2 separate regions of the Homo sapiens genome follow, and region 1 is linked to region 2. Evidence: chromatin loops called from intact Hi-C (ENCODE). Cell type or tissue: PC-9. All regions are shown on one strand. Links, peaks and the distances in the headings refer to the core of each region. The heading gives the core; the rest is flanking DNA. Region 1 has its middle 57 kb from the start of LINC02026. Region 2 has its middle 10 kb from the start of LINC02038.

What was found. Peaks named below come from ENCODE experiments on the same cell type or tissue, not always from the same donor. Only the 100,000 strongest peaks of a DNase experiment are listed, where the experiment ranks them.
Region 1: a loop joins it to region 2, with 8 times the contacts of the local background. A loop is called at or near these places in 1 of 110 quality-filtered maps.

The regions. Positions count from the first base shown.
Region 1 is chr3:193,943,115-193,950,283 of GRCh38, forward strand. No RefSeq gene overlaps it. Among named protein-coding and RNA genes, the nearest start is that of LINC02026, 57 kb to the right of the region's middle. RefSeq lists enhancers at 1-1,575, 396-1,046. In PC-9, for the core only: no CTCF peak of the experiment used is centred there; a DNase peak (open chromatin) is centred at 4,087.
Region 2 is chr3:193,850,479-193,857,647 of GRCh38, forward strand. No RefSeq gene overlaps it. Among named protein-coding and RNA genes, the nearest start is that of LINC02038, 10 kb to the left of the region's middle. In PC-9, for the core only: no CTCF peak of the experiment used is centred there; DNase peaks (open chromatin) are centred at 1,223, 2,033, 3,383 and 3,483; H3K4me3 peaks cover 1,317 bases; H3K27ac peaks cover 4,461 bases.

The DNA.
Region 1 (7,169 bases), core at 1,351-6,350, 93 kb after region 2:
TTCTCCCTGTCTATGAGAAGGTGAGAGAGAAGGTTCAAGAAGGCTTTTTCACAAGCAAACCATCAGGCCCCCCAGGGTGTAATTTGGAAACCCCCTGGCTTTCCCTGGCTTTCCCTGGCTTTGCCCTCGGCCCTTGGTCCCTCCTCCTACCCTGTTTTCAGCCCATTTCTCTAGGCATGCACCAGTGGCCAGGACTACCACGTTGCCTGACACCTCGGCTCGGTGCCTCGCCTGTGGGCCACTTTGGGCCGGAGCTACTGATGGGAGCTGATTCAAGAGCCTGGCCCAGCCCTGTGGCTTTGATGGGCTTTCATCCTCCCGCCTGCGCTCCTTGGCTGGACGCCTGGGGAGCTGCATAGCCTTGCCCCGGGCTATCTGCTTTCAGTGGGAGAGGTCCTTCTCTCTGAATACAGGAGGACCCGGAGGTGAGGAGGTGAGACTTGGGCACTCTCGTCTCTGCAGCCTGAGAGCTGAGCCTGCGCCAAAGCCATCTGCCTTCACCCAGCTTTCCCAAGGAGCAGACAAGATAAAGGACAGACGGAATGAACACTGAACAACTTGTTAATGATTTTATTGCAGGTTAAATCAAATGTCTCCAGTAAAACTACAGGAGAACTGCTTTAACCTTACCCTGCTGTAAATATGTATTAACTCAATTACTATCAGCAATTAAGGCCTAGTTTGGGAACACTGGTCTGAGACAAAAAAGACATTATCATCCTGGGAAATGAATCCAGAATAAAAGGAATTTATTCCACCTGAGCTAATGAGCAGCTGTATGGGGATGGAAATGAAGGCCTTTGCCTCGGAATTGCTTTTGACCGTTCATACAGGGAGAGGAGAAAAGGTTCGCCTTTACGTAAAGCTCTTGGAAGCACATTAGGGACATTGTTACAATGCAAATGAGGAAGACCGTTGTGTTTGGGTGGTTTATGGGTTTAGTAAAAGGAGTAACATTTCAATTAGTGGGGAAGGAATGAGAACCTGCCTCAAAGAGGCTTAATTGGCAACTTGGCTTTCCCAGGGGGCTTTGAAGTAGCATCAGAGAAGGAAAGTTTTCAGAGATGGGTGGAGAATAGAGCAACTATAGGGCCCTTGCTGTGCCTGTGAGAGGGCAGATGGGGTGCTCAGAAGGTAAAACCCACAGCACTACACAAATCCCAGCCCCGCGCGAGCGCCCGCTCCAGTCTTCCGGGCTTCTGAGTGGTTTTCTCCACGCCGCTTCTCCCAGCTCCCCCCTGAGAGCGTCAGGACCCAGCCGTTTCTAAAGCAGGCAGCCTCCACGAAGCCATCTCGCTTCAAAGGCTGCAGCCCTAACCTCACCAGTGTGGAATTCCTTTTTTCCTTCTCAAGAGCCCCTGTTGCTGGGTCTCGAAGTTTAGTCCAGCAAACTGGGGAATTCAACTCCTAATTGCAGTGAGTTATGGGGGAGGGTGCAATATTGCATACAAATGTGTATTTTCTGTGCATGTGTGTTCAAGGACTACAAAGTCTGAAGACTGAGGATTCAAGTATGATCGTACCTTAGGGCAAGGGATTGCACAGGTGACTCGTCAAGGTGGGGCTCTCAGATTTCACAAGTCGCAAAGGCATCCAGATCGACATTATCCTACGGTCTCGTCTTTCCTAGCCGTGGCATCCTCATGAGGTCTTTGTCATGTAATTCATGCTCACAAGTCACTCAAATCTTCATGCATCTTGACTGATTTGAGGTTTTACTTCTTAATTCAGTCATTCACAGGGTATGGCAAACTTTTTGTTTTCTAACATGGAGGAACTCTCCAAAGGAAATGTTACAGATAATATGCCAAGATAATCGTTTGCAATGAAGTCTGGAAGAAAATTCAGCTAACCCTGTGTTTTAGCTGCAAGAGAGCAATCTGACCAGGGGTTTGGAGAGCTGTCCAAACCAAGCCTCTAAGTGGTATGCTGGTCTTTCTGAGCTTGAGAAAAAAAGAATGAAGAACTTCCAAGTGACTCCACCAGTCCCTCGGTTCTCTTGATGTTGACTTTGGGGAGAACGAGTTCAACACCCTTCCCATATGCGCATCTGTGAACGTGGATTGGATTTTGCTTGAGATCTTAGCACTGAACCCTGAACTAAAGGAGGCACTATGCCTCCATCTGAAGCAATCAGTCCCCAAAGCACAGGACTCTGAGCCAGGCTCTCTCCCTTCATCCTCCCCTCTCCTGCGGGTGGCTTCTCCTGGAACACTGGCTCATATCTCTGGAGCCTGTGGTTTGGGGATTGCCATTAGCCAACTACAACAGAGCCTGGAGAGTTTACTTTGGGTCTAAAATGGGAACTGGACCCACTCTCTGAGTAATGCTCATCACTCAGCAGGTCTCAGCCGGTGGCCTACAACTTTACAATTGACCCCTCTTCCCACCACCGTGGGTTGCTGTGTAGAGCAATCACTTCCCTCCTAAGCCTCATCTCCTGCTGCCTCCTCAAAGTTGCGATGGTTAGAAAACATGGCATCTGTATGCACCCTGCACGTTCTTGCATGCCAGGAAAGCTGAGCCACCATGCAGTCGCATGGCATGTCCGATCCGTCATGCCACTGTGAGGAAACAGGACGAGGACCAGAAAATCAGCACAGCAACATAAGTTCCTGACTGCTGCTGTGAGTGGACCGGAGATGCTGCACCAGTGACCCAGTCACTGCAGCAACTAGAAGCTGGGATTGACTGGATGCCTTGGGACAGCACAGAATCCATTTCAAGTGCTGAAAAGGACCTTAATAATATTCTAACCAACATACGGATGGGAAACGGAGGCCCGGAGAGGGAAGATTCCTACCCGGGTGCCTGCAGGGAGAGAAGGGCAGAGCTGAGACCCAAACCCAGGTGGGGGTACTGAGGCCAGTGCCCCCTTCTAATATGACTGAATCTCAGCTTCACTTTCCAGTGTGTTTTTGCCTTGGCGAGGGTGGAAATGAGTTTCCAAAACTCTGCAAAGAGAGAGGTATGCGGAGGGGCCAGACAAAGCCCGTGAGCATTTACCATAGATCTCTCTAAAATGGATAATCAATCAAGACGTTGTTGTATACTCTTGCCTCCTTGAGGGAGCATCTTGTGTACTTTCTCCTTGTTCCTCAGACCCCTTCACTATAACCAAGGTTGCCTCTGTGGTGAGTTCGTTAACGCTCGGGAGAAAATTCTCACATTAGAGCATTATTTTCAAAATGCACTCTTCAATGTCCAAAATATTTCCATTCCCAATATCTCACAGTCTTTTTTATTTTTTTATTTTTTCTATAATTTCAACTTTTATTTTATATTCAGAGGGTACGTGTGCAGGTTTATTACCTGGGTATATTGCAAGATGGTGAGGTTTGGGGACACAATTAACCCTGTTACCCAGGTACTGAGCATAGTACCCAATAGTTCGTTTTCCAACCCTTGTCCCCCTCTCCCCCTCCAGTAGTCCTCAGTTTCTATTACCGTCTTGATGTCCACGAGTACCCAGTGTTTAGCTCCTACGCCTAAGAAACAATATGCAATATTTGATTATCTGTTCCTGCATTAATTTACTTAGGATAACAGCCTCCAGCTGCATCCATGTTGCTGCAAGGACATGGTTTCACTCTTTTTATGGATGTGTAGTATTCTATGGTGTATATGTACCACATTTTCTTGATCCAATCTACCAGTGGTGGGCACCTAGGTTGATTCCCTGTCTTTGCTATGTGAACAGTGCAGCAATTAACATATGAGTGCATGTTGCATAACCTTTAAAGGCAAAAAGACATGCTCTATTATCCCATTTTTACAAAGAGGAAATGGGTTTTCAAGAGGTAAAGTAACTTGCCAAAAGCCACGCTCCCCACAAGTGGCTCATACAGACCTAAAGCCAAGTCTAGATCGAAGTCCAACACTTTGCAGAATTCTAGCTTCCAGCAGGAAACAACCTGACTTAGACAATACCTCATTATTTACTTCTCCTCTCTGGGGACAATGAAATTAATGTTCCTTTGAAACATGAGAGTTTGGATAGATGACCACATGTACTTGTCACCACCTCCTCTTCTCTCCTACACCTGGTGTACAGGCAAGGCTTTGAAGAATATAGTGAGTCATTGCAGTCCCCCATCCCTCTTTCAAAATTCCCTGCAGCCGATGAGACCGCTGTCCACACTCACAAACTTACCCTCCCCATTGAGAGTCTGGCATCATCGACGTCTCTCTCAGAGCCTGCCTACAGAGGGGCTGGCCATTGTTCTTGGATAGATGGCTAGACCTTTCAGCCTTCTGTTTTAAAGAAACAGGATGTGGCCAGGCGCAGTGGCTCATGCCTGTAATCCCAGCACTTTGGGAGGCTGAGGCGGGCGGATCACCTGAGGTCAGGAATTCGAGACCAGCCTGGCCAACATGGTGAAACCCCATCTCTACTAAAAAATACAAAAATTAGCCGGGTGTGGTGGCAGGCACCTTAACCCCAGCTACTTGGGAGGCAGAGGCAGGAGAATCATTTGAACCTGGGAGGCGGAGGTTGCAGTGAGCCGAGATCAAGCCATTGCACTCAAACCTGGAGGACAAGAGCGAGGAAAAAAAGAACAAGACATGAGAAAACACGTCAGGCAATCTGGGGTTATGCAGAGGCGATAAAGTCTCTTCATCAATTTTGCTACTTGGGAGTTTCTTCTGGAACATATGAGAAAAGAAGTGAATAGCTAAAGGTGGAAAAGATGAGCTAAGCCAGAGTGTTCACTCCCTGGACTAGAGTCTCGCCAGTAAAGTAGATAACAGAAAATATTTCAAAGATGAGACAAGCAGCAAATAAACCACTGAGAGAATAAAAAATGACTTCCTCCCAAATTTCTTCCCCCCTAAAAATACAAAAGATACAAGATATGTGGTTTTTTTTTTTTTTTTTTTTTTTGAGACGGAGTCTGGCTCTGTTGCCAGGCTGGAGGGCAGTGGCGCGATCTCGGCTCACTGAAGCCTCCGCCTCCCAGGTTCAAGCGATTCTCCTGCCTCAGCGTCCTAAGTAGCTGGGACTACAGGCATATGCCACCACACCCAGCTAATTTTTTTGTACTTTTAGTACCTTTGTACTTTTGTACCATGTTGGCCAGGATGGTCTCCATCTCCTGACCTTGTGATCTACCTGCCTCGGCCTTCCAAAGTGCCGAGATTACAGGCATGAGCCACCGCACCCAGCCCTCATGTGTGCTGCTTATATCTGACATAGGAGACATTGAACTCACACTCCGAATCTTGAGATATTAAAAGTTTTAAGAGATAAATGAGTTCCTCTTAGACAATTATACCTTTATGTCTGCCAGACTCAAATGGGATTTTCTGTAGAATCGTATGGTATATGAAAATCTTCTTTTATTGCAGCCGTTGGAGATGTGTGTGAGTATGTGTGTGTGTACATGCATATTATGCATGAAATTTTGTATCTTCGTTCAAGCTGTCACCCATCTCTCATCTGGAAAATGGCAATGGGATTAAAAGTGCCCCTGGCCTTGAGCCAACCTCTGCCAACTGTGTCTAAGATGCACATCTCACCACTTCCTCCCTTTGGCTGACACCTGCCCAGAGCTCCCCATTGTCCACCTGATAGAGTCTACCCTCCATAGACATAAAACCCCCAGTCCTTCTTCAACCCTCCATGCTCATCATTTCCTGCCTCACAGTTTATGTGCCAAGCAACACGGGGCTCTTCCTAGTTTCCTGCCCTGGTGTCTTTTCTCCTCCATAACCTTGCTTATGCTAGCATCTCTTCCAGGACCCAACATGCTTCTCCCACCTGGACCCCTATTCTCCTACAATGCCCTGGGTGTATCTGTAACTAGCACTTAGAATCACCTGTTCTGGTGTCTGTGTCTGCCACTAAACACACAATGTATGAAGAATATCATACATCAAAAACCACCCAAATCTTAAGTATACAACCAGCCAAATGTTTTCAAATTTCAACCAGCACCCAGAACAAAAAGCAGCCACTATATTTTTGAGGTCAGAGGCTGAGTTTTGTTCATCTTTGTAACTTTAGCACCATGACCAGTAGCTGGCATGCAGTATGTATGGTACCAAATGGTTGTGGAATTAATCAATGAATGGTTATTTCACTGTCTTTTCCTTCTGTTTCACTCATTTACGTTTTCTAACTATTCTCACTTTACCTAAGTTGACCAACAGGATAATTCAGGATTTCTCGCCCAGGCTTTGAGAGCTTGAGTTCTGAATGCTGAGGGTTGTGAAGGAATGTTGGTAGTTAGGGGAAGAAGCATGGGGAGCAGCTTGGCTGCTGACCACCAAACCTGGATAGGCAACTTGGTAAGATCCAAGACTCAGCCATAAGTGAAGATAAAAGTCTTTTCTCTTCATAAACTTCAAGCTATAATCTCAGCTGCCAAAGCATGTCACAGTAACTACCTCAATTAAGAATCAATGAAGAGATCACTAAAGAATAGAACATTTTAGCCTTTTTGCATTACAGCTAAGAAAAGGGAACAGGTAGCATTCATTTTTTCCACACTCAGCCTCTGGTGCCAGGTACCAGCATCGCCTTAAGTTGACAGCTGGCCCACACCTGAGGAGCAAAGGGTCTATTCTCCCTGCTTTCCATGTAAGCAATCATAGGAGGTGTACTATAAAGAGAGTGCTCCCTAAATATTAATGCCCCCATCCACACGCTTCTCTGAAAAGTCCACATTAGGAAGTAGTAAACGTACCATTTAGTTAGCATGTACTATGTGCCAGGCATTTGATAAATAGCCACTTGCACACATTACCACATTTATTCTTCATAACTACTCTCTCAGGTGAGTGATATTATCCGCATTTAACAGGTGAGAAAATTGAGCAATGGAAGCTGGGGTGTGACCTCATATCTTTGATTCCAAACCTATAGTAACTACTCTATTATAAACAAACTATATAACTTGCTTCCTCGTGTCCCTGCAACTGATGAGAAGACCAGTAGTGTCGAGGTTGAGAAACCCTTCTCAGAGGACTCCCCAGAACGAACCTGGGAACTTCAGACAGACTGGGTGGGCCTCCAGCCGGGCCTCGCAGCAGAATCAGGACGGGTCTGTCTTGCTGGCATGCCTCACATTCTCAATCTCACTGCTGGAAACCCAGATTCAATATTACCTGAGGCCGAAGCCTGAGTTCTTATGGTAAATTTTCCCCTGGGGAGTTAGAGTTTCTCA
Region 2 (7,169 bases), core at 1,028-6,027:
CATCACTGAAAGCAACACAGGGCAAAAATAAAAACTTCATGTAAAATATATATGTTTAAATAAAATACCTTAAGATATTTTAATAGGGCTTAGGGCCTCAGCTGTATATCGTATTGCACATATTATCAGGATAAACCTATAACACTTTGGGGCAAACAAACATTTGTGAGTCTCTGCAGAAGACAAGAAACTCAGAGTTTTAGAGAATGGCCAAAATCACCCCAGGGAACCTATAGGAAGCATTGCTTGTTGGTGGGGCAGCACTTTCAGCATTTGATGTAGAGCCTTATGCAGGTTTTCCTTCAGATCCCGCTTCTTAACATGTGGGCAGCTACCTGGACTGAATGAAAGGTGCTGGGAGTTAAAGACAGGCCAGGAAAACAACAACTCACAGGTAAGAATGTTCAACACATTTGTTTGTAGCAAACAAGAAAGAACCTCGGTGTCCAACAGTAGAGGACTTGTTACAAGCTGTTATGTTCTTACACAGTGGAAAATTATGCATTTGATACTGCTTAATGAATTTTAATGGCAAAGTGTACAACAAACCATCAGGTGAAAAAGGAGTCAATATACAAAAGTTTGCATGAAATATTCCAATTATGTTCAAATATGTACATGCACAGAGAAAAGGCTAAAAGGTTATATATCTTAATTTCAACAGTAGATATGTCCACATAGCAGAATTATTAAAATGTTTTAACATGTTTTACTTTGTGCTTTTTGTATTATACAAGTTCCACACAGTGAGCACATATAATTTTCATAATCAGAAAATAAAATTAAGAGTGAGATGAAACTCCAGTGGGAAGTTGGGGCTGCGTCATGGCCCCAAGGCCCCCCCAAAAGCCTTTTATCCTGGAGCTGCTAGGGATCAATATATTATCTCTTGTAGATGTGAGGCCTTATCAGCTACTACCTTAGATCAATACTGTGTGCTCTCATGTAAGTTTCTTAACTTCTCCATTCTCTGGTTATCTACTCCATCAAACAGGGGAGTTGGACAGTAGGATTAAATCTTTAGAACTTCAGAATTTACAAGCACTTTCTCTTATCCTATTCCTCTTCACAATAGCCGGATGGCAGAATCAAGGCAAGCCTTATCACTGTTTGGCCTATGGGAAAACAGGCTCAGCAAAGTCAGGTCAGTAGCCCAGGGTCACACAGATGTTAGGCAGCGGTGAGCATTCAAAACCAGGTCTTTGGGCTTTACTCCAGCAGATCTGACTGGTAAATCAGGATTCCTTTCCTAGATCAACTGTAAACTCCCATCCTGTCATAAAACTCCGGCCAAAATTTCTGCCTTCTGAGATCACATATCCTAGGACTAATGTCTTTCTTGTTTCTGTATTCCAAGGATCTTAAAGGCAGCTCTAACATCTCCTTTGAGTTATCTCCAGTTCTGTCTGCTCCTGCTCAAATGACATTGTATGGGGTCCACACACCATTTTAGAATCCCAGAATCAGAATTGGAAAATATATTTAAAGGTCATCTGTCCTAAGAAGTCCCTGTCAGTCTTTTACAGAAAGCCTCTCATCTGAAAAAGTCCCTCGACAATGCTCCCAAGGGGGTCCTTGGGCCCAGGGCCAGGGCGATGAAGTGCCCTTTCCTCTACCGAGTGGGGAGACATACACAGGTGACCTTAATTCAAAGAGGGAATGTTTGGGGCTGCAAAGTTTGAGGCCGAGTGACTCAGGCCTTTTCACAGGGACATCGTGCACAATGGAAAGATCTGAAAGTTCCAAAGGGAAAGAAAACCAGAAAGGCCAAGACAACTCACACACACAGAAAGCCAGCTTAGAACAAATCCAGAGGGCCAAGAAGAAACCTGTGGAAAAAAATCTCTCTCCTAAGAGGGCTCTATTGTGTGTACTCTGGGTCAAAAGAGCCTCGCTCTGCAGAGCGGCTCTCCCACCTGCTGGGATTCTCCAGAGGAATCCTTTTTCTTCCGTCTGAGTTCAGCAAACTTCCTGCTTCCTCTACCCAGCGCAGCGAGCCCCTCTCTGTACTGATCAGCAAGGGTGACAGGGCTTGGCAGCCATGGTGGCAGCTTGCTGGGGCACTGGCACAAAGTGACTTCGTAAATACCGCAGCTTTGATAATTTCTTGCTTCACTGGTCTCTTGGGATTCTTTCCATCTGCGTTAAGAAAACAAAAAGTTGGACCTCCCTCTGCCCACAAAGTTAGATGCTTTTATTTTGTGTAGGACTTAAAGAAATAGATATCTATTTCTATACCACTTCATTGAGTAATATATACTTTTTAATGGGGGGGTTGGCAAACATTTTTAAGTGCCCCCTCTCCGAACCTCAATGAAAGCTTTGTTAATATAGACATTTACAAAGTAAAACTTTATTCAGTTTGAAATGGAAACACTTGGTTAGAATCCCAAATGACTTGTATGCATGAAAACTGTTATGCAGAAAAAATTCCTACAATGGTTTTTTTTCCTCCAAATGAAATTCTTTTGTGTTAATAAATATTTCTTCATTTATGTCCAATCTTAGGGTGCTCACAAAGAGATCTCCTTAGGTTACATCCCTTTGTTTCTGAGATTTAATGAAAGAATTTTATGTAAGTTAAAGAAAGGAATTCTTGTTAGATTTATATATCAAAGTAAACCACAGACCTCAGTTATTTCGCCCAACTTGGCCACCCCACCCCATCTGATGTCAGAGTCTTTCTCTAATACTGTCTTGAGTCAACTGTGTGCCAGGATAGTGCCTGCTGGAAACTGGATGGAATTCTCATTTAATTATCACAACAGCCCTATGAGAGATGTGAACTCTCTGTTTTCAAATCATGAAACTAAGTCAAGAGAGCTCAAGAAATTTGTCCGCTATCACAAAGCTAAATAGGACTGTGGGACAGAAAGACTCCTAAGCCCAAGGACTTTTTAAATATTAGAACTTCTCCTTCCTATGGTCATCTAGTCACTGCTCAAACCCTCCCTACACACTGCTTTCCAGTTGGAGGCAGTTTTTGTTGTTTTATAGTGTTCTTCCCTGTCCTGAGCCTTCTTGTAAAGTCCACCTGTAAGTTCAACCACAAGCATGATTTTATACCTCAGGCAGGAACCAGATCTAGAGGGCATTCTAGGAGGAGTAGGCTAATAACCACATACTAGGAATGTGTTGTTTGCAAGCTGCAGGTCAGAAGAAGTTGAGGCTGGCATACAAGGAAGTATCATTCTAGGGCTGTGTCAGGCCAAGCCCACAGCTTCTGTGCTGTGGATAAGGATAAGGGACGCTGAGTTTTAGGAAGTATAAGGGCTGGCTGATACACGAGGGGAAAGCAGACAGTGAACCTCAACCCCCACACCACAGGCCCAGTTCACAGGAAGACAGCTCAGGAAGGAGACACAGGTTCTGATAAGATATAAGCTCCAGATCCCACCCTGCATTTGTCTGCAAGCCATTTCCTGGTTCATGGATGGCAGTGACCTGGAAATATGGACCACAGAGGTCATGATTCTAGAAATGCTGCCCTGCCTCACTAAATTCCCCAGCCAGCTACACCCTCTGCCTTCACAGCCCTTCGTATAGACTCCTTTACCACATAGTCTCATCATGAGTTGTTTTAATTAGTAGTCTCTCCTTTAGCCTATGCCCTTGTAGTTCAGGGGTTGGTAAACTATTACCCATGGGCAAAATCTATCCCACTGCCTGTTTTTGTAAATAAAGTTTTATTGGAACACAGCCATGCACATTCATTTTTATATTGGCTATGACTGCATTCTCTACAGCTTCAGAGTTGGGTAGTTGTAATAGGAACCACAAAGCCTAAACTACTTGTCACTTGTCCTTTTATAGAAAAAGTTTACCAACCCCTGTTCTTGAGAGCAAGGACAAAGTTCTATTTATCTTATATTCCCATTAGGGTCTTGTATCTCCAACATTATAGCCATACTTTTAAAATCTGTAAAATGACAGTGATATCTCTGTCACAGAGATATAGTGAAATATAAAGGAGATATTAATATATTTGGAGACAGGATATGCAAAATGCCTAGCACAGTTCCTGGCATAGGACAAATACTCAATAAGTATTTAGTGAATGAAGCAGAAGGTCAATCCACTCCAAATGAAATGATGCATGTGAGAGCACTTTGCAAACCACAAAGCTCTGTGATGCCATGGTGGGTTACTATCATCACTGTCAAATACAGAAATGTTCTGGAGCAAAGCCGGCTCTCCCCTCTGGCTTTCTTGATCCTGATCTTTTGGGTACAATCTCACATACAGTCTTAATTTAAGCGAATTCATAACCCAATTTTTACATGGATCCTATCCATCCCTCTCTCTTACCCTCTCCCTCTAGGTACTGGTTCTTAGGTTAAATCTTGAGTTCCTTACGTAAGAGTACCAAACAGTGACGGCTCTGGTGGTTCCGTACTGAGTCAGCCTACCTAAGCCCAAAGGACATTTCCCAGATTTTTCCTTCTTTCTATGGCCCTCGTTATGGTTGGCCATAAGAGAAATTGGCATGAGATTTGGAAAGCAGACCAACCATCACAACACTTGAAGGTTGGTGCAGGGCTACAGGTGCCATCACAGCTCATGAACACAAACAGACACCAGCATTTACCTACTTGCTTACCTCCTTAGCATGGAGCAGCGGCCAGTTCTGCAGCTCCCCTCAGCTCCTGCTGAGTTTTGGCTCAGGTGTGTGTGCACCCCTATGGTAAAGGGCACATACCTCTTCTATAGGGTTAGTTGTGGTGAAAGACAGGGAAAGGTTCCAGGTTGCCCTTGATCTCTCCTGTATCAGGTCCAGCTTATCTTCCTGCATCCTTCTCCCACTATTGTGAGAAGTCTAATTGCTATGGGAAATTATTTCATATCACTAAGAGTGACTCTGCCTCCCTGATGAAACCATGAGCAAGAAAACCTAAAGGATGAGTTCTCTGAATTGGTTCTGGAGTTGGCTCTCTGATCTGATTATATTTAAAAGCGTTAATGACTCTGATGCCAGTAGTAAAGGGGACCTGGTGGTAACAAAAGAGTTAATTACATTATCACCTATAAATACCTGTAATTAAGTGCCTATAGAAGGCAGGGCTTTGGATAACCAAGTAGTTGCTTCTGTACAATATTTCAGCAAAAATAAGGAAGATACAGATGTTGATAGGTAGCTTCTAGGTTACTGAAGAACTTGGAGAAAAAAAAAATTATGACTAAGTTCCCAATACAAAGACTAACTAAGGGAAATCTTTAGTTCCTGTGGCTATAGGGCAAATATTTCTGAAAATCAAACCCAAGGTCTAATTTTGGGAAGAATTATGCAAACTGAAATCACAACCTCACAGAGTATCTTATGGTAAAATTAGCACATTGATTAGGAAGAAGTGTGGTTCTGAGCATTGGGGTAGACATATGGGCAGATTCAGATGAAGCTGGGAGCTAGAACTTGAATTTTGCTGAGCCTTTTTTGCCAGTAGTAGAAGCACTCCCTTCCTAGCTAATGAGCTCACCTTGCCTAAAGAAACTGCAATGGCCTTTCACCGAGCCTGGACCAGAACAAATGACCAGAGGTGCCTTGCAAGAAACTACTGATTCTCCTTAAGACCTACCTACTCTCAATTCTTCTCATTGCTTCTAGACCTATAACTAGACTCAAGTTTCAGCAGGCTCCAGGGGTTAAAGTTTAAAGTGTGATCCATGTGAAACTGTCATATACATCAAAAGAATTATAAGCTTTTTCCATTCATAGTCACAGAAACCTGAGAAACATGTTTAGAAATGGATCTTAATGATGTTGAATCAGGGAAAGAGGAAGATAATGCTGGACCAGGCCAAAGATTTCAATACAGGTACACTGGAAAGAGATTCTGGATTCAGTGTATTACATTGAGTAACTTAGAGTGATTCTAACAGTTTGGTTCATTGACTAAAACCTAGACAAAATGGTGGCTTATACCTAGGGCAATTGAAATACTAGAACTTTCTTGATATGGAGAAAGGTACCCAAATGCTTAGGGGGACCAAAATGCTGGGGTAGATTTATTATGTGAGGCCTGCTTGCCTATCACTTTCTAATTATGTCCCCAGGAGGGGCCAGAAGACACTCCCTTCATGAAGGTATTGAGATATGGTACACAGACCAAAAGAGAAGCCCCAGTATCTGTAAAGAGCCTATGGTACGTAGTAACTATAACCAGGAATGACACGGAAACTGCTGCCACTTAAGTGCACTCCACAAATTCACGGGGATGATGGGATGCCCAGGTATCAGAAGCCAACTGGAAGACACTCAATCACCAGACATGAGGTAGTTACTGTAATGAACAGCAGAGCCAAAACATTAACTGGAATGGTTTGATCTGCAGAAGGTTGATCATGGTGTCCCTGAAACTGAAATAGATGTGTGGCCTACTCAAGTCTTACTTGATTTACGTAAGTTGAAAAGGTCTGGGTCTGGTGAAAGAGGTGATGATCACAATAGAGAATCATGACATCCCTAATTAATTCTGAGACTTCAGCCAGTTCTTATTCAAATGAAAGGGGAGTGGATCCCTTCAGGAAGGAATCTACTACTTGGCCCAAAACTTATACAGTAAATCTTTTTTCCAGCATTTCCCAAAGGAAGTTGAGGACATCTATCAGTATGGATATGTATTTGGAAAGAGAAAATTACTATGCCTTTTAGCAATTACTAGGTGTTGGCTCTAAGCTGACACTAATTTCAAGAGACTGAAAATGCCAGAATGGCCCACAGTTAGAATAGGGGTTTATGGAGATCAGGTGATCAGTGTAGGTTTTGACTTGGGTCCATCTCACAGCGGACTTGGTGTGTCCCTGAGTGTCTTGTAGTTATTTTCCAAGTTCCAGAATTGGTCATCTTAGGAACAGATATACCAAACGACTAGCAGAAGTGCCATACAGGTTTCCTTCTCCATGGGGTATGGTGAGAAAAACCAAGTGAAAGCCAGTAGAATCTCCTCTACCTACAAAAGCATAAACTAAAGAAATATCATCTTCCTGGGGGTATTGCAGAAATTGGTGCCACCATCAAGGCTTGAAAGATATAAGGATGGTATATCAAGGCTTGAAAGATAAGGATGGTGAATCCCATTCAAATTGCTTATTTGGCCCATGCCAAGACACGTAGATCTTGGAGAATAACAGTGGCTTATCATAAACTTGATTGAATGGTGACTGTAATTGCA